Regions from separate parts of the Homo sapiens genome. Here all the other regions are linked to region 1. A link is a loop called in an ENCODE intact Hi-C map of the cell type or tissue named here. Cell type or tissue: ascending aorta. All regions are shown on one strand. Links, peaks and the distances in the headings refer to the core of each region. The heading gives the core; the rest is flanking DNA. Region 1 overlaps SORL1 (sortilin related receptor 1). Region 2 has its middle 36 kb from the start of SORL1. Region 3 overlaps SORL1 (sortilin related receptor 1).

What was found. Hi-C counts contacts between places; a loop is a spot of excess contacts. Peaks named below come from ENCODE experiments on the same cell type or tissue, not always from the same donor. Only the 100,000 strongest peaks of a DNase experiment are listed, where the experiment ranks them.
Region 2: it touches region 1 in a loop (2.3-fold over the local background); 11 of 110 quality-filtered maps call a loop at or near these places.
Region 3: a loop joins it to region 1, with 3 times the contacts of the local background. A loop is called at or near these places in 37 of 110 quality-filtered maps.

The regions. Positions count from the first base shown.
Region 1 is chr11:121,463,945-121,470,434 of GRCh38, reverse strand. SORL1 (sortilin related receptor 1) reads right to left here. Exons shown (of 48, transcript NM_003105.6): 2 at 312-428. Among named protein-coding and RNA genes, the nearest start is that of SORL1-AS1, 14 kb to the right of the region's middle. RefSeq lists enhancers at 1,940-1,989, 2,370-2,419, 3,835-3,904, 3,468-4,667. In ascending aorta, for the core only: no CTCF peak of the experiment used is centred there; DNase peaks (open chromatin) are centred at 3,331 and 3,674; H3K4me3 peaks cover 918 bases; H3K27ac peaks cover 2,301 bases.
Region 2 is chr11:121,413,449-121,419,938 of GRCh38, reverse strand. No RefSeq gene overlaps it. Among named protein-coding and RNA genes, the nearest start is that of SORL1, 36 kb to the left of the region's middle. In ascending aorta, for the core only: no CTCF peak of the experiment used is centred there; a DNase peak (open chromatin) is centred at 2,498; H3K27ac peaks cover 959 bases.
Region 3 is chr11:121,517,761-121,524,250 of GRCh38, reverse strand. It overlaps SORL1 (sortilin related receptor 1), which reads right to left. Exons shown (of 48, transcript NM_003105.6): 9 at 3,402-3,594; 10 at 1,548-1,665; 11 at 1,262-1,335. Among named protein-coding and RNA genes, the nearest start is that of SORL1-AS1, 68 kb to the right of the region's middle. In ascending aorta, for the core only: no CTCF peak of the experiment used is centred there; no DNase peak of the experiment used is centred there; H3K27ac peaks cover 2,500 bases.

The sequences.
Region 1 (6,490 bases), core at 2,251-4,750:
GCTGCAGGCAGGCAGCTCTGCCCAGGAAGGCACTCTGGTATTTTCTTGGGCAGATGCAACAATCCAGTCCATATGCTATTACTTCCCAAAGGTAATCACACATTGCATGGATCTGTTTGCAACACTGACTGCACCTCCCTGTGTTCAGCAAACAAGGGATATATCATTTTCTAGATTATCTTCCCTGTCATACAATTCATCCATTCCATGTTCCAATTACCCACTACTTTTTCCAGTATGATAATCCCAGTGGACCAGAAAAGGGCATGTTGATGGCACCAAGGTGTGCCCAGAGCCAACACAACACTTACATCACTGCTCTTGGGCCTCGCCAATGCCAGGCTATCTCGGGCCAAGGCCACGATCACGTTGCTTTTCTCTCCAGCCCAGTGCACCACCATCTGATTGTGGGAATCATTCAGACTAACCTGAAAGAGATCAATGTAGGAATTAGGACCCACGATAAGTGATGGCCACACACATTCTAAATCAAGACTCTTTCCTCCTTTGTCAAGCAGAAATGATGAAGATTCTGCCATCTAAAGCATTTGGGCCAAGGTGGCCTCTTCCCCTCCCACCTCATGCATATTCTGTCACACTCAACTTCCCCACAAAGAAATGAGTCCCCTGCTATTTTGGATGTAAAGAGATTGTAGAAAAGCTTCTTGGGCTCTCATTGGCATAACCAATTCCTTTGATTATTTTCATCCTTTATGATACCAATCTCTGGTTACTCTGATCCTTACTCTATGTATGACATGCACTGGTAAGATTTTAAACCAAAGCATGGAAACATTGCCCTTGTTCAAAAAAAATTCATAGGCCAGAAAGATCACATGCTTTTCAAACTTCTGTTCCAACTATGTTTTTTCTGGCTTGGTGGTACTGTCATTCACTTTCAGCTGGTAATGAGAAATGAGAGAAGTATCATTGTGAAGCTTTTCAAAATTATTTTTGAAAGGTCTCAAATAAGGAAATATTTTAGTTCTCAGACTTTTAGATTTGGTAAACCGATAAAATAAAAATGAGGAAGGCCAACAGAGGACTGGTTGGCAACTTCTATTCTGCCAAGTAAGGACATCACAAAAACAGGACTAGCTACTCTCTCAATCTCTTTCCTCTGCTTCCTGAGGACACCGCAGACTCTGGTCCAGGCTGTGGGGCAGAAGGTGTGGCCTGGGACTGAGTTCCAGCAGGTGTAATGTGAGAGAAGTCATCAGGGCCACTATCGGCCTGGCCCCCATGCAGTCCTCTTTTCTTTCCCCATCCGCAGGCCGCATTCAGAGGACTCCAAAGCCCCAGAGGAGGGCAGAGCCGAAGACGGAAGGAGGCTGCATCCCCATGGAAAAGACCTCCGCTAACCAGTAGCACTCATCCTGAACTTCTCATAACCCGGAGCCTCAACTCAGCCACACGCTGAGCCTTTGGGATTTGTCTGTTACGCAGCTCACCTTACAGGGCAATATGACCACTATCTAGAGTCATTGTCATTTTTTCAAAGATGTGTTAACACTGAAAACTGAGGAAGCATATCATCTCAGAATAAAGAACCATTGTTTCACTGTATGGAAAACTACATTACTTTTATTTTCTTATTTCACTGTTGGCTGATGGACACCTGTCTGAGGACTGGCATTTGAACACCTGAACCATACATTCCACCCACTCTGTGGAAAGCAAAGTCATGACAGGAATAACAAAAATTCTGAGAGCTGGTCAGGCTCGGTGGCCCACGACTGTAATCCCAGCACTTTGGGAGGCCAAGGCGGGCAGATCACCTGAGGTCAGGAGTTCAAGACCCGCCTGGCCAATACGGTGAAACCCCATCTCTACTAAAAATACAAAAAGTAGCCAGGCATGGTGGCATGCACCTGTAGTCCCAGCTACTCGGGAGGCTGAGGCAGAAGAATCGCTTGAGCTCAGGAGGCAGAGGTTGCAGTGAGCCAAGGTTGAGCTACCACACTCCAATCTGGGCGACAGAGCAAGACTCAGTCTCAAAAAAAAAATTCTGAGAGGTGGTCCAACACTCAGAAGCAGGACAATGCCATGAAACCAGGATCACAGGCTGCCTCTCTTGCTGAGCGATGTCTGAGAGAAGCCTATTCCACCAGCCTCCTCAACCTCAGCTGTCTGAGGCACACGTGGAAGGAAATCAAGCTTCTGGGACTCCAGCCCGCACAGTCCACCCCACCCACGAGTAAGCCTAGACTGATGACAGTTCAAGCCTGGGCCAACCTGCCCTCCGAGCTGTCTTCTCATCAAGGCTCTGCGGCAGAAAACCCACAGCTCCTTTCTCCTTCTCTCGCTTCCTCCCCCCAGCACACTCGAACTTTCCCCACCCACTCCTTGAGGTGCTCTCAGATGTCATCAGGGAAAAGAGAAACACCTGTGCCACATATTTGGCTGGCAGAAGGACAAAGCAGCTAATCCTTAACGACGTTACTTGGAGTTTTAAATACCTGCATTTAATTTGATCCAGGATCAAACTCTTTTTGAAAAACATTTGAAAGGCGACCTTACTTTAAAGAAAAGGACCTAGGAATATGTGTCCTTCCAAAATGTCTCTCCTCATTCCCAGATAGAGAAGTCCAGGCAAGCACTAACAGAGAAGTGCAAATAAGAAATAGAAGTAAATAAATTATTTAATCCAGAATGCTACAAAGAGAAAGCAGCTAAAGGAATCTCCTCCGGTCGCTGAAGCCTTCCCTTTTCCTCCTCTCCAGCCCAATCCCCTGGATCCATCTGGAGATCAGAAACTCACAACACATGTGCCCTGGGAATCCCAGCTAAAAGTTTCCTCCCCTCCCAAAACATCTGCACTCTTGAACCAGAGTGGGGATAGAAAACTATGCAAATGTCAATACAATAAAGGACTAGGAACCTAGAAAAAAAAAATCACCCATGTTCCCCTGGGATCTGGGATAAAAAGTCCTCAAATATTCAACTTGGGCATCCTCAAAGATGACATCAAAATGCTCCCTCTGGCAGGTAACACTCAGATAATGCTTTGAGTAGGTTGCAAAGCTTTCAGTGATCAGAGTGGGCAAAAGGTCTGAAGATAACTTGCTGAAATCGATCTACTCAGAGGACAGGAGACCTCCTCACCAATCCCAAGGCAGGTGAAAGGTGAGAAGAGCACCAAGGGCAAGCCTCAAAACATCCAAGGGCTTTTCTACAAAGAAAAACTCCCATCCTGGCTAACACGGTGAAACCCGGTCTCTACTAAAAATACAAAAAATTAGCCGGGCGTGGTGGCGGGTGCCTGTAGTCCCAGCTACTCGGCAGGCTGAGGCAGGAGAATGGCGTGAACCCGGGAGGCGGAGCTTGCAGTGAGCCAAGATTGTACCACTGCAGTCCAGCCTGGGCAACAGAGCGAGACTCCACCTCAAAAAAAAAAAAAAAAAGAAAAAAAGAAAACCTCTAGAAGGCAAGCCTGGTAAAACACCTGTTTGTTTGTTACTTTGTTTCTTTCTCTTCTTTTTTTTAAGGAAAGCTTTTTTTATTAGATGTCCCTTTTACTCATAAGAGCAGACTGAAAAGGGGCAGCCCAGTAGGGGGATAAAATCCCTGGCAAGAAATGACTTGTACGAGGGCCACCAGGCACTCGCAGGAACAGCTCAGCTCCTTTGCTTGGCGAGATGTCAGGCACATCCTGGTCATAAGAATAACTCCCTGGTGAGTCACAGCTGATCCCCAAGGCAGCCCGGGTGCCCATCCCCCCACAGCAGACCTAGTTGCAGGAATCAGGAATGGATGCGCGCAGGACAGGGGAGCCAGCAGGCAGGCTGACAGGAAGTAAATTTTATTATCAAGACATGCATTCTACCCTCTGGCCTCACCTGTCTCCTCTGTCTCCACCTTGCCCCCATCCTCACCCCCAGGGGAAAGAAAAGAAGTCAACAAAGCAGGCTTTTCCTGCTAGCTCTCCATGGCATGTGGCCAAGACACCAGCAGCCCAGGGCAGACCCCAGCAATCAAGAACAACCCACAGGTCCCTAGATCCCTTTACTTAATCAGTGGCTTCCGGTTTGTTTGGTTCCTTTTCCATCCATCCCCAAGGATCTCCCCCTGATCTCCCCTTTCCTCCTCCCCAAGCCTTTTTCCATCGCCAATCCCCCACACAGGTCCCACACCCAGAAGACACTGGCCTGGGAGTGGGTGGGAGGGTGGTTTTCCCAGGAACATAACCTTGACGTGCAATCAGCTATAACCACAACCCCGGGGTGTGAACAACCTTCCCTCTCCCCTGTCTAGCTCACAGGGCATAGCTGGAGCTTGATAAATGAGACACAATTAATTGGAGCTGTTAAGGCAGCAGGGAGGGGCCGAGTGCCTCCCCTCAGAAGGCAAACAGAGAAAAATTACATGCCACAGAAACCTCTGAACACAGAAACTGCATCATAAACAACAAACAGCATCTGGCTCATTGGCAGGTCGTTAAGAGTCAAGATAACTCCTCCCACCCCACCCCCCAAAGATCACCTGGCCTAGGGGGGTCCCATGCCCCACTGAAGGTCAGAATCACCTAAGAGGCCCCACTCCACGCCTACCGGCTCTGTCGCCCTCTGCCTGGAGCCCAGGAATCAGTCTTTTTTAAAAGACACACCCAGCCGGGCGTGGTGGTTCATGCCTGTAATCCCAGCACTTTGGGAGGCCAAGGCAGGCAGATCACGAGGTCAGGAGATGGAGACCAACCTGGCTAACACAGTGAAAAACCGTCTCTACTAAAAATACAAAAAATTAGCCAGGCACGGTGGCACGTGCCTGTAGTCCCAGCTACTCGGGAAGCTGAGGCAGGAGAATTGCTTGAATCTGGGAGGCAGAGGTTGCAGTAAGCCAAGATCATGCCACTGCACTCCAGCCTGGGCGACAGAGCGAGACTCCGTCTCAAAAAAAAAAAAAGGAGACACACCCCAACCCCAGGTATTTCTAATGCAGCTTCTTTGGGAAACAATGAATCTAGTTGATTCCCCTGCCTCCTGGCAGGAGTTGGAACTAAATGACGGTAGCTAGAAAGATGTACCATTTTTGGCGGGGGGGCTTGTCTTTGGGGATTTGGGATGGTCATTAAAACTCTAGGATATACTGATGATATATGCTACAATGTGGCTGAACCTCACAAACAATATGCTAAGTGAAAGAAGCCAGATACAAAAGGTCACATATTGCATGATTGCATGACACCATTTATATGAAATGTCCCGAATAGGTAAATCCATAGGGAGAGAAAGCTGATTAGTGGTTACGAGGGGCTGGGAGATTGGAGAGGAGGGAATCACTGCTTAATGGGTAAGGGGTTTTATTTCAGAGCGATGGAAATGTTTTGGAAATCATGGTAGCACAACATTGCGGCGATATTAAGTTCACTGAACTGTTCACTTTAAAATGGCTAATTTTATGTAATGTGAAATATACTCAAATTTTTTTAAGGCCTCTAGGACCTGCAGAGAACATTATATTTCTCAAGTGCTAATCAAGAACCTAGGAGCTTCCACTCTTAAGAAGTGCTCCTTTTATCTCATCTCAAGCCCTCATGCTACCAAAATATGCAGCTAGAATGAGTCATACAGGAGGCAGGCTGTGGACTGGGTCTCTGGCCAAACCAATCCTTCAAAGTGCTGTCAGCGGCATCTGCAGAGCCACAGCATCCGCACAGGCCTCCCTGTCCCCAGCTGGAGAAACAGCCGCAGGCCCAAGGCTAGCATCCACCGCCAGCTCACAACAGTGGATGCCACCCACACCTTGACTCGCCTCGGCATCTTCATCGAACAAGTCCATATCACCCCACAAGTGTTGTCCCTCAGCCCCCTGCGTGCCCTGGCAACCCGGAGAGGTGAAATGATTCACCTCCTATTATTCAGAGTGAGGGGAAGGACCTGCTACCACCCAGTCCTCAAGTTCTGGGTTGTTATAAATAGAGGGGAGGAAGTCAATGGCTTGGATGAAGGGACTGATTACTCATGCGTTCACTTGCGGATGAAGTAGGCACTGAGGTCTGCTAGGTGCCAGGCACCCTGTAGGCTCTTTAATCATTTCTTACCTGTTAGCTCACACAGAGCACTTCTGGGGGAATTAGGGTTGCAAGTCTAAGCCAATGATGAGAAGTTTCCAATAAAACCACCGAAATCTGTATAGTTGTTGAGGCTTATGCAGGAGGTGGGGCCACTGAATAGAATGGGTCACAGGTACCCTCTCTACACCTCTTTCAAATTGGTCAAACCCAAAAATCAGGATGTCCTAGACTCCCACAGCTTGCAGTCCTCACAACTCCTACACAGCCTCCTCCCAAAACGCAGTACAAGGAGGACAAATAAGGCAGTCTGATTCATTTCTCTGCTTCACTAGCAGTGAAATACAAAGAAGCGTTTTTAAAATTCTACAATATAGCATAAAACAAATATCCTGTCCTTCAACTGTGAGGACAGAAGGAGCCAGGCACTCCCCTGAACTATATGACGAAACTGAGGAAGTCAAAGACAGCCTCCTGAGG
Region 2 (6,490 bases), core at 1,320-3,819, 50 kb after region 1:
TTCTAACCCTTTCCATTTGCCTTTAGAATTGGTTCATATGTCACCCCAAAATCAATTTTTTATACTTTATAATCATCATATTCCTTTTTTTTTTTGAGATAGAGTCTTGCTTTATTGCCCAGGCTGGAGTGCAGTGGCGCGATGTGGGCTCACTGCAACCTCCGCCTCCTGGGTTCAAGCGATTCACCTGCCTCATTCTCCCAAGTAGCTGGGATTACAGGCATGAGCCACCATGCCTGGCTAATTTTTGTATTTTTAGTAGAGACTGGGTTTCACTATGTTGGCCAAGTTGATCTCAAACTCCTGACCTCAAGTGATCTGCCCGCCTTGGCCTCCCAAAATGCTGGAATTACACGAGTGAGCCATGTCTAGCCACATTTCATTTTTCAAAAAAGCTTTATTGAGGTATAATTTACATATAATAAAATGCACTCACTTTAAGTGTACGATTAGATGATTTTTAGTAAAGTCACAAGTATGCAACCCTCACCACAATCCAATTTTAGAACACCTCCATCGCCTATTCCCATCCCTAGCCCCGGGCAACCACTAGTCTACTTTCTGTCTGCATAGATTTGCCTTTTCTGGATACCTCGTATAAATGGAATCCTATCATATATGATCTTTTGCGACTGGCTTATTTTGCTTAGCATAATGTTTTCAAGGTTCATCCATGTTGTAGTGATGCAGATGCACCCCAAAACTGGAGCTTAGCTTGGTGGGTTCTTGGTTTCACTCAGAAAAGAATTCAAGAATCAGCTGACAGTGAAAGAAAGCAAGTTTATTAGAGCAACAGTGTACATCACAATGGCTGCTCCATAGAGCAGGGCTAACCCATAGGCAGAGCAGGGCTAACCCGTAGGCAGAGCAGGGCTAACCCGTAGACAGAGTGGCCCAGAGCAGCAGTGTACAGCAAGGTGGCCACTCCATAGGCAGAGCAGTGCTGTCCCATAAACAGAGCAGCCTAGAGCAGCAGCAGCAGCTGCAGTCCCAAGCAGGAGCAACAGCTGCCACAGCTGTCACAGATTGCTGGCCAGCTATATTTTTGCCTACTCTTAACTAAGTGCTAATTATGGGATTATTCAGAATTTTCTCGAAAAGGGGCGGGGAAGTTCCTGGAACCATGTAAGGCAACTTCCCACTCGTTACCATGGCATTTGTAAACTGTCTTGGCACTAGTGGGAGTGTCTTTATGCTAAGGAGCAGTGAGGGCAACTAGAGGTTGCTTTCGTCACCATCTGCTGGTTTCCGCCAGTTCCTCTGCTACATCCTGTTTTGATCAGAAGGGTCTGATTGGAAAACAAGTCCATCTACCTCAGTAGCATGTATGAGTACCTCATTTCTTTTTAGGGCTGAATAATATTCCATTGTATGGATATTATCACATTTTGCATAGGCATGGACATTGGAGTTGTTTCCAGTTCAGGGTTATTATGAATAAAACTACTCTGAATATTCACATATGTTTTTGTGTGGACTTATTTTTTTAAAATCAGAAAATATATTCCTCAATTTTATCTTGCCTCTACTCTCAGTGGCTTCGCAACATTGAACATATTCAAAAGAATGAACCATAGGCTCTGAGGTGATGCCCAAAGAAAAGATGTTCTAAAAATACTTTCTACGCAGATAACACCATTGGATTAAGAATATTATCTCCTGAAGGCCGGGTGTGGTGGCTCACGCCTGTAATCCCAGCACTTTGGGAAGCCGAGGTGGGAGAATCACAAGGTCAGGAGTTCGAGACAAGCTTGACCAACAGGGTGAAATTCCGTCTCTACTAAAAATACGAAAATTAACCAGGCGTGGTGGTGTGTGCCTGTAATCCCAGCTAGGAGAATCACTTGAACCCGGGAGGAGGGGTTGCAGTGAGCTGAAATTGCACCACTGCACTCCAGCCTGGGCAATAGAGTAAGACTCCATCTCAGAAAAAAAAAAAAAAAAAAGAGTATTATCTCCTGAAATAATTGTTCTAAAGATGACAATACTCATTTGATATATAAACATAGGTGTATTGTTTGTAAATAGTTAATCTCATGTGTACAACTTAATTACAGCACGCTTGTGAATCTGCAACAGTTTAGCACAGTATTTTGCAGATAGAAGCTGCTTGATAAATATTTGCTGACTGAGTTTTTAAATGCCCATAGTGGTTCCTCTTGGAAAGTAAAATATCAAAAGTTTCAATGTTTAACAGCCTTTTCCCATTTTGTATAAACAAAGCCAAAGCCCTCCGAGAGAACATGACAAGCTATCCAAAGAGCTCCAAGTCACAATTATCTATCAGACAGCCTTATTGATCTTCCTTCAACTTGAGAGGCCTCAGGCAAAGCAATTGCTCTGTAGGCTTGGAGGGGCAGGAAGCATTTGTGTGGGGCCTGTGGGAGCATTGGTTTCACCACTGAATTATGCCTCCATGAGAAACAGCCAGAGGAGCCCAGCTCTTCTCGGCAAGGGCCCTGCCCCTTGCTGGCACGTTTTCTTAGAAGTTGACTGGCCCGGATCCAACATTGGCTAACTTCCTCTCGGTTGCTCCCTTGCACACTGTTCCAAGCCTGTGTGGTCAGATTTGGGCTGTTAACTCAACAGACTCCAACCACAAGGAAACTAGAACCACCCGGTGTCCCCTCTTGCTGACATTCTAGCCACCTTGTTGGCTCTGGGCAGCTGTGAATGCATCTGGGCCTGTGGTCTGTGGGCTCTGAGGCAGCACTCAATGAAATCCCATCTTTAATTGGACAAATGAAGTGTCCTCCTCTGGGTTTCCCCAGTGCTCAAGAAAACAGTGTATGAGAAATGTAGCCAGCGTGTCCACCCACAGCATGAGCTCTTGTGTGCCTCTTCCTTAGAATGGCCGCCCAGGCAGTAGGACCACAGCCCCCAGCACAGGAGAACCCTTCATCCAGGTGTTCAATGCCTCAATAGTTTTCCACTGTCATGTAATCATAAGTTGATTCTGTTTTAATTTTCAAAGCACTTTTTCAAATAGATATCAAGTCACTATTAGCACAGATTTTATAACATTTTAAAATGTATTTAAATAATTATAATTATTTCCCATCACAAAATATTAAATTGCATTCTTACTAGATATCAATTAAAAAATCAATGCACTCAACATTTTCTTGTTTCTTCATTACTTGTTTATCTCCCTTAAAAAAAACTATCAGGCCAGGCGTGGTGGCTCATCCCTGTAATCCCAGAACTTTGGGAGGCCAAGGCGGGTGGATCACCTGAGGTCAGGAGTTCGAGACCAGCCTGGCCGATATGGTGAAACCCTGTCTCTACTAAAAATACAAAAATTAGCCAGGTGTAGTGGCACACGCCTGTAATTCCAGCTACTTGGGAGGCATGAGAATTGCTTGAACCCAGGAGGCGGAGGTTGCAGTGAGCCAAGATCATGCCTTGGCACTCCATCCTGGGCAACAGACCAAGACTCCATCTCAAAAAAGAAAAAAAAAGTATATATATTACTCATTAGCCAATTAAAATTTTTTTCTAGCATTGCTGCTGTCTTAACAACTCTATTCTTAGAATATTAGAGTGCTCTCTACACCTTCCTTTTTTTTTTTTTTTTTTAAATAATAATCCCTAGAAGGCCAGGCACAGTGGCTCATGCCTATAATCCCAGCACTTTGGGAAGCTGAAGTGGGAGGATTGCTTGAGGCAAGGAGTTTGAGACCAGCTTGGGCAACATAGCAAGACCCCATCTAAAGAAATAAATGTGCAATAACTGAATAAAATATTTAGTGTTTGTCTTTGACTTTGTGGCTCACTCTCTGCAGGGCACCTTTATGTTTGTTTGCCTATGTCCACACCTTCACCTCTCTCCTGGTGATACTCTGCTCCCTCCTCTGTCCGTGTGATCTGGGTGATTCTTTCCTCTTCTTACCCAACTATGACTTCCCCACCCAGGAATTGGCAGTGACCCAATTTGACTAATCAGAGCCCTTTTCCAGCTGGAACTGAAGGGGGAGAGGGCTTTTTGCTCTGGGATGAAAATATTCTGTTATTTGTTTAAGAAAGTCCCAAATGGGTTTTATCACTTGCAACAGAAAGCCTTGACTTACATACTTACCTTTCCCTACAATCCTGGTCACAGTCTTTCCAGTCCTGGAACTTTATTACTGACTATTTTTTTTGAGTCAGGGTCTTTCTCTGTTGCCCAGGCTGGAGTGCAGTGGTGCGATCTCAGTTCACTGCAGCCTTGACCTCCCGGGCTCAAGCTATCCTCTTGCCTCAGACTCCTGAGTAGCTAGGACCACAGGTGTGTGCCATCACATCCAGCTAATTTTTTTAAAATTACGAAATTTTTAAGGTGGTACTCACTTATTCTCCCCATATTTCCCAGGCTAGTCTCAAACTCCTGGGCTCAAGCAATCCTCCTGCCTCAGCCTCTCAAAGTGCTGGGATTATAATTACTGATTTTTTTACTTAGCACATTTTTAAACTGTCATGATACTTTTGCTTTGTTTTCTTTTCATTTTATAACCTAATGATTTTTAGTGGCTCTGAGGATCACCACAGATGAGAGATAAGAATAGGAAGGTGTTTAGAAACTCCATCACTGTGGGACATTGTAGAGAACTGGGTGTTCAACTAGGAAAAAGAACAAAACAGCCTAGAGGAAGGGGTGGTAGATATAAAGCTAGTTGCAATTATCCGAAAAGCTTTTAGGTGGAGAGAGTTATTGTTTGTCATCCTGTAGGGCCATTGATTGCTGTAGTTGGAATTTATGGAGAGGCTGACTTCTGTTCTTTATAAAGAGAATATACTTTCTAATAACCAAGGTGTCCCAAAAATGAAACAGGCCTCCACTCAAAAATTAAGAATCCCAGGACTTAGATGTTATCTTTTTAAGGACTCCTGGGCTAGGAATGTAACCTCAAAGATCCTTTTAGTTCTTCAAAGTCTGCGATGTTGAGATGGAGATGAAGGTGAAAATGTTGCTGGTGAGAGAGCTCAGGAATTCTGCCTACGGTTCGAACCAGCCTCTGTCTTATATAGAAACAGGTCCAGATCCCATATCCTGCCATGATCATTAATTTCTCTGACCTCATTCTCTTTCAGTGTTGCCTGTTATAATTTTTATTTGGTATAATAGCAATGTAAGATACCTGGAAAAGGATACCTAAATAATTTAAGTGGTAGCTGGAGGAACTTGCATCTCTGGATCTTGGTATTCTTATGTGTAAAATGGGGAACTTGGACTATCTCAGAAGTCTCCAGGCTTTCCTAGTAGAAATTGAGAAGTAATCCGCAAAGATGGACGGGTGAGAAGATGCAACCTCCAGTGTTCCACATGCAATGCTTTCCAGCTGCCTCCAGACATTGGAATTGTCTTACTGCAGGAGAGGTACATGGAGGGAAGGAAGGCTGAACATGAGGAGATGTACACAGAACTGATTATATAATTTGCAGGGCCCCTTGTTCAAAATAATAAGAATTTCAAGACTGCAATAGTAGAACATTGAACCAAGCATGGGTCCTTGTAAGTGTGGGGCCCCAGGCAACTGCACTAGTTGTTCCTTTATGAAGCCATCCTGAATATGTTACAGGCCAAGAGGCTGTGGCTCCCCATGTAATGAAAATTAACATAAGGCCAAGCAGGTTTCCTGGACAAGGATTCTATTTTGGGGCTTGTGCTAGAGCACAAGAGAGACAGCCAAAGGGAGATAGCAGAGGCAAAAGGATTCTCCAGCTGGCTCTCTGAAAAAAAGCTGTTAGGGATTATTATTATTATTATTATTATTATTATTATTATTATTATTATTATTATTATTATTTTGCCTTGAGATGGAGTCTCACTCTGTCACCCAGGCTGGAGTGCAGTGGAACGATCTCGGCTCACTGCAACCTCTGCCTCCCAGGTTCAAGCAATTCTCCTGCCTCACCCTCTTGAATAGCTGGGACTACAGGAGTGTGCCACCATCCATGGCTAATTTTTGTGTTTTCAGTAGAGGTGGGTTCACCATATTGGCCAGGCTGGTCTCAAACTCCTGACCTCCTGATCTGCCCACCTCGGCCTCCCAAAGTGCTGGAATTACAGGCGTGAGGTCAGGAGTTTGAGACCAGCCTAGCCAACATGGTGAAACCCCATCTCTACTAAAAATACAAAAATTAGCCGGGCATGGTGGTGCACACCTGTAGTCCCAGCTACTTGGGAGGCTGAGGCAGGAGGATCACTTGAACGTGGGAAGTGGAGGTTGCAGTGAGCTGGGATCATGCCACTGCACTGAGATCGTGCCACTGCACTCCAGCCTGGGTGACAGAGCAAGACCCTGTCTCAAAAAAACAATAAAAATAAAAATGAAAAAGTTAAAGAAAAAAAAGGAAGGTGGGATAACTTTGCTTGCTGAATCTTCTGGCTTCCTTCTTTCTCCCATGCTGGATGCCACCTTCCGCTCCTCCTGCCCTTGGACATCAGACTCCAGGTTCTTCAGCCTTTGGACTCTGGGACTTGCGCCCGTGGCTTTCCGGGGTCTCTTGG
Region 3 (6,490 bases), core at 1,720-4,219, 54 kb before region 1:
CTATTCGCAGAGAAGAGGATACCCCATTTCAAAGGGAGCGTCCAGCTCCACGAAAGGGGAAAGCAGCTGCTTAATCTTCCCTTGGGAGCTGCACAAGGACAACCCGAAAATTTCCATTCAAACTGTTTGCACTCTGACTACAATGGCCTTAACAATCTGCCTCATCTGAACACATATTTGCGTTCACCACATACAGTACACAGTGTCTGAGCCTCATCTCTCTCCTCGGGAGGGATGGGAAGCCCTGCCACAGTGAGAGAAGGCTTGTGACAGGCCTCTGTGAACTGCAAGGTGCCAAATGAATGTTGGTATTTTTATTACTGCTTTACATATTACCTATTCAAATATCAAGGTGAGCATGGTGCATTCCCAGTAAAGCACCACGTGGATGGGAACTATGTCTGCTAGCTGTTCTGAGAACTCCACATCACTCCCGACGTGCTGTTCCGGCTGCCCAGCCTGCGGGGCTGCTCGATGACAAGGTGCTCATCCTGTCAAGTGATCTGTTGGGTTTTACCCTGGTGGCTCCTGGCATAACTAGAGGGTCACCCCTGAAAGCAACCCCTACAGAACGAGACCAAACGCACTTCCTTGGCCTTAATCAATGGGAGGCTGGCAACAACTTTTTTTTTTTTTTACAAGTTTGGAAATTCTCTAATGCCCAAAGATGAAGATGAATTAGCATTTTGGAACTAGGGAACTAGCCCTGTCTTAGGAATTGGTATAATCAGCATCGATATTAGTTATACAACCTTAAGGCAAAAAGAGAGTCTACTTCCATAGCACAGAGTGAGACGAAAGTGCCTATACAACATAGCCCAGCAAGGACAGGCTTCATCTCAACTTCAATAATATACAAAATAATAATAATAATAGCAGCCCATTTCAGGGCTAATACCACTACGCTATAATTTGCTGATACATGCAGCATATATGCCCTGAGCCCCCACTCCATGCCAGGCACTCTTAGGTCCTAAGGATAAAGAAGTCAGTAAAACAGACATTGTCTTTGCCCTCATAGAACTCATAATCTTAGAATGTTCAGTAAAATTCACACATTTGCAAAGGTCTGTGTTTAATTTAAAGTAACTGTGGATATAAATCAGTGGCTTCAGGTACCTTTCTTTACTTTATAGTCATATCTGGCATTACTGGTCTCTGCCATGGACCATTTGTGTCCCTGAAATGCCAAGGCACAGTCTACATTCTCACACAAATGGGAATGAGGGTGGAGGGGACGGGATTGGGGGAGGGGGCTGACCTCTCGCCACCTGGCTCCAGCACTGCTAGAGATGTACACGTTTGTCTTGCTAGCCAAGTTCTTTCCCACTGAGCCTAAAATGCAAGAGAAATAATTATTTTTAATTTCAAGAATATGTCAGATAATCACCTTGCCCAGCCAGAAATTCTGCGTAGTATCTAGCAACTAAGAATGCTTTCAAACCACAAAGCGTGGTTACTGCTGGAGGTGTGGGTGATCGCTCTGCATTTGGCCTGCACATCACCAGACAGCTGAACCCCTTTTGAGAACAGGCAAGCACACTTACCAGTGGCGATGATGAGGCCTGGAGCCGACTCCTTGGACAGGATGGGCATTCTCCGGAGCTGGAGGTTGAGGAGCTGACTGAGGCGCTGAGCCAGATGAAGGGAACAGCCCTGGGAAAGCTATACAACCAAAGTTTCAGGCAGTGTCAGCACATGATACCATGCCTAGCGTTCCCTGTAAACCCTGCGGCCTGTGTGAGGGGAGTGCAGCTGACACGGGGCAAGGAGGCCTGGCCCAGGGGAAACCAGACTCACAGCCCAGCTGTCCCCACACCCCCCAGACAGAGAGGATCATCTGAACCCACATAAATGTCCCGTGGAAGAAGAGAACAATTACAACTTAAAAAGGCCTTCTGAGACTCTCAGGGAATAACAATTAGAAATCAGTGTCAACTCAAGTAGATGGGAAAGTCATCATCTCATCCTATCACTCAGAGATCCTCTCAAGTGACTCAGAACTAAAGAGAAATGAAATGATTTTGTCATATTCACTTTCTAAGTCAGAGACATATTTCAAACATGATTCCAGCAATTCTGTCATAAGAAAGACCAAGAATCAGAAGTCATAAGTCTCATGGAAAAGCTCCCCTGATGTACAGTATCAATGAGATATAAAAAGCAAAGGATTAGCACTAAATTTTTTCCTATGTATTTTACATTTGCACAAAGGTGTAGGTATACAGGGCAAGGCTTCAAGCGATTCAGTCTGGCCTCCATCACTCATGTCCAGATTTTCATAGCTCTGCAAGCAATCAGGACAACACCCTTTGCCATATGGTCACACTCAGTTCTCCTGGTCAGAAAGAGCTTGTTCAATGTTACTCAGATGTGGCCAGGGTTCTGCACAGGAGGACTATGTGCTTATGTGGTTATGGTCAGGTAAAAATGGTAGCAAGGTTTGCTGGATTATTTGCTACTTATTTTTGTCATAAAAGGATCTCTAACAAGTATCTGTCTTGCTAGAGTCTCAGTTTGACCAATGAAAACTGGAACAAATTAGGCTGGGTCTCAAAGAAATATTTATTTGCTCACTCCTCTTTCTGACTCATGCTTCTCTGCCTGCAAGGAAGTCTATTCATTGAAGAGTTTCTGTAACCTCAGGTAATCAGACTTACCCATTTCCTATACATTCCTTCCACCACCTAAACTCAGAAGAAGAAACCTATACCTAAAGCTGATGAACGACAGTTCATAAATAAACTGATTAGTCAGGGAAACAGAAAGCTGAATTTGAATGATACCATTAATTCGATTTAACTAAAGCCTGACCCCCACAGCACGCTCAAAAACACCCAAGCCCCAACTATCCCAGGATCTCACCAAGCTGCTGTAGAAGACACTATTGAGGGAAGAGGAAGTACCCAGATATTTGTCTATATCCATTTATAGGCTGCCTCTTTCCAAAATTAGATTTGATGTGGTAAGCCAAGACCCATTGCCAAATAGAGAAGAAAAACCAAGAAGTAAATTCTAAGGTAAGAGTCTCCAAAAGAATTTTCCCAAGGGCCACAGATACATTATATAGGGGAGTGTCCACATAGCCCACCATGGACAAACAAAATTCAAAAATCCAAAAGACCAAGTAATGGTCTAACTAAACAAGTAGTACTAAAAACGAATACTACTTTTTTTTTTTTTTTTCTGAGTTGCTTCTGCCCAGAAGTGGTAGCAAGACCTTGGAGCAGAGTTTGGGAACTGCAAGTGTAGCAACACAAATAGAAGTCTGCTCCATGTGATATTAATAGAATACCATGTGATCTTGTATTTTTTCAATAAATACTAGACATAGGAAACTACCACAGAGCAGGGCTCTTTCCTTTATATTAAAAAGCAAAAGAAGATTAAAGCATCAATACCTCACAATTGATTTTCTCTCCATATCCCGTGAAGGCTGGAGCCTGAAGAAACTCCCAGGTTCCCCCTTTGTCAAAGGTGATGACCGATCTCATGTTCTCCTCATTCATAGAACCATTAATCAGAGTAGCAATGTAGACTCCTTGCAATCCTTCCACTCGGTGGAAGTCAGCAAATGGTTCATTTGCAAAATACCTACAATATGAAAATAAACAGCTATGAACCTGAATTGGTATTTGCTTGTTATTGTAAATAACATAAAATTTGACCATTTAAAAGTATACAATTTTGTGGCATTAAGCACATTCACAATGTTGTGCAACTATCATTACTATCTAGTTCCAGAACATTTCATCATTCCAAAAGGAAACCTCATACCCACTGGCAGTCACTCTCCATTTCCTCTTCCCTTCCCAAGCCCTGGAAACCACTCATCTGCTCCATGTGTTTATGAATTGGCCTATCTAGACATTTCATATAAATGGAATCTGCAATATGTGGTCTTTTGTATCTGGTTACTTTCACTTAGCATAATGCTTTCAAGGTTCATCCACATTATAGCACATTGTTAGAACTTCATTCCTTTTTTTTTGGAGACAGTCTTACTGCTGCCCAGGCAGGAGTGCAGTGGTGCAATCATGGCTCACTGCAGCCTCAACCTCCCAGACTCAGATGATCCTCAATGATCCTCACACCTCAGCCTCCCAAGTAGCTGGGACTACAGGTGTGTGCCACTATGCCCAGCTAATTTTTTTTATTTTTTGGTAGAGATGGGGTTTCGCCATGTTGCCGAGGCTGGTCTTGAACTCCTCAGCTCAAGTGATGCACCTGCCTTGGCCTCCCAAAGTGCTGGGATTACAGGCATGAGCCACCATGTCCAGCCAGATAATCTGCTATTTTAAAAAATTTGTTTCTTTTCAACTTTTAGGGTCAAAAGGCTTGTCTGACCAACAATTCCTAACAGGGGGTTTAGAATGATGAATATAACATACAAAAGTTGACGAAAGAGTCACATCTATTACATCACTAACGAAATTGACTCCAAATCCTCCAGTGAGCCTTCAAAAACAGAAATCATTAAGTCAGACTTGCAAGACATTAATAACAGTGCTGAGGCTTAAAATTCAACCCAATCTGTAGGAACCTAGCTCAGGGTTACACAGCCCCTCTCCAGGTACTTACAACCTAATTATCCAACACCCTGATCAGATAGAAGCCCACAGGGTTTTCTGTCAGGAAGCTCAGCAGAACCTGTCGATTCTTTCCTAAAGAAACTGTACATATAGCAAGGATGGCTCTAGAAAGCTTGGGGTTATATTCTTAAGAGAATATGGACGGCATGAACCCGGGACGCGGAGCTTGCAGTGAGCCGAGATCGCGCCACTGCACTCCAACCAGCCTGGGCGACAGAGCGAGACTCCGTCTCAAAAAAAAAAAAAGAGAGAGAGAATATGGGTTTCCCAGGCTTTATCTACCATGCGGATACCCTGATGCCACAGCCACAGGGAAGTGGTTTTGCGCTAAAATGATACACGCATTACAAATAGAGCGGATCTCTGAGAAATTGTAACCAGGGTTCATAGGTGGCTGTTAAGACTGGAAGCTTGGCCGGGCATGGTGGCTCACACCTGTAATCCCAGCACTTTGGGAGGCTGAAGGGGGCAGATCACAAGGTCAAGAGATCGAGACCATCCTGGCCAACATAGTGAAACCCCATCTCTATTAATAATACAAAAATTAGCTGGGCATGGTGGCACGTGCCTGTAGTCCCAGCTACTTGGGAGGCTGAGGCAGGAGAATCGCTTGAACCCGGGAGGCGGAGGTTGCAGTGAGCTGAGATCGTGCCACTGCACTCCAGCCTGGTGACAGAGCGAGACTCCAACTCAAAAAAAAAAAAAAAGAAAAAGAAAAAAGACTGGAAGCTTGCCCTTTACTTCAGGGGTTCTAAGCCACCGGCTACACAATAAAGCCGAGAAACGCTGTCCTCCATCAACCATCTCCACACAATCTCTTCAGCTGGATGACTGCCCTGCCACCTCAGACAGAAAGACCCAAACAACAACCTCTGAGGCAGGAAAAGGAACACTAGGAGCCCCACCAAAGCAGCTTCAGGCTGAGGGACTGAGCAGAGTGCCGAATGAAATGCTGGAGTTGAGACCAAATTCTCTGACATGTGGTTTCCTTAGGTCTAGTTCAGTTATTTTTCAGGGGCTTCCTTAGGAACCAGCTGAAGGTCTCGATTCCTCCTTCTCTGCTGACCTCTGCTCTACCTCTCTGAGGGTTATCATCATAAACCTGTCATCCCACTGGTTATGGGCTTCTTCTAGATATCTGGGAGGCCTGAGTTTCTCTCATTTAGATGAGCCCTGTTTCTTTCCCGAGTCGGATTCCTGGAGTTTTATCTTTTACTTCTAAGCAGAAGCCTGTCTTCCTGTACCTCACATGCTCCTTCACCAGAAGTCCCAGCCCATCCTTTCCTTTCCCCCACTTGACCTGCCCTGCAACAATCTGCCCCACCCTAAGTACTTTCTCTGAGGGTCTACTTTCTTCCATTTTATCCTCACTGGCCCTCCCCAGGGCACTTCTCCCCTTCTTCCCAGAGTGCCCTGGGCCAAGGCTTACCAGGAAGCTCACCAGGTCCCCTATAGCCCCACTCAGTGCAGAATCCATGCCCTGGCAATACCCCCACCAACTGGGCCCATGCCCCTCCCTAAGGTGACCCACGGGGCTGACATCTCCTCAGCACATTAGTTCCTCCAAAGCATCCAACATCTAGCTAGTGCTTTCCATGAGACTCCCACCTGGCACATCCCACCAGGGCCAGGGTCATTCCCTAGAAAGAGCTCTTTCTCCATGTCTCTGAGTAAATCAGAAGCAGTTCCCAGACACCACTCTTTCCTATTCAGTTCAAAGACTTGCTCATTTCACATAGCAGTTTACTCTAAACCAGCCTGCCCACACGATGTGCTAATTCACCTTTATCCCATTTCACCTGGCTGAGATTGAGATGCAGATGACAAAACATCACTCAACTGAGTATAATGGAACCTCTCTAGTCCTCAGATAAAATCTGAGAACAATGAGAAAACTG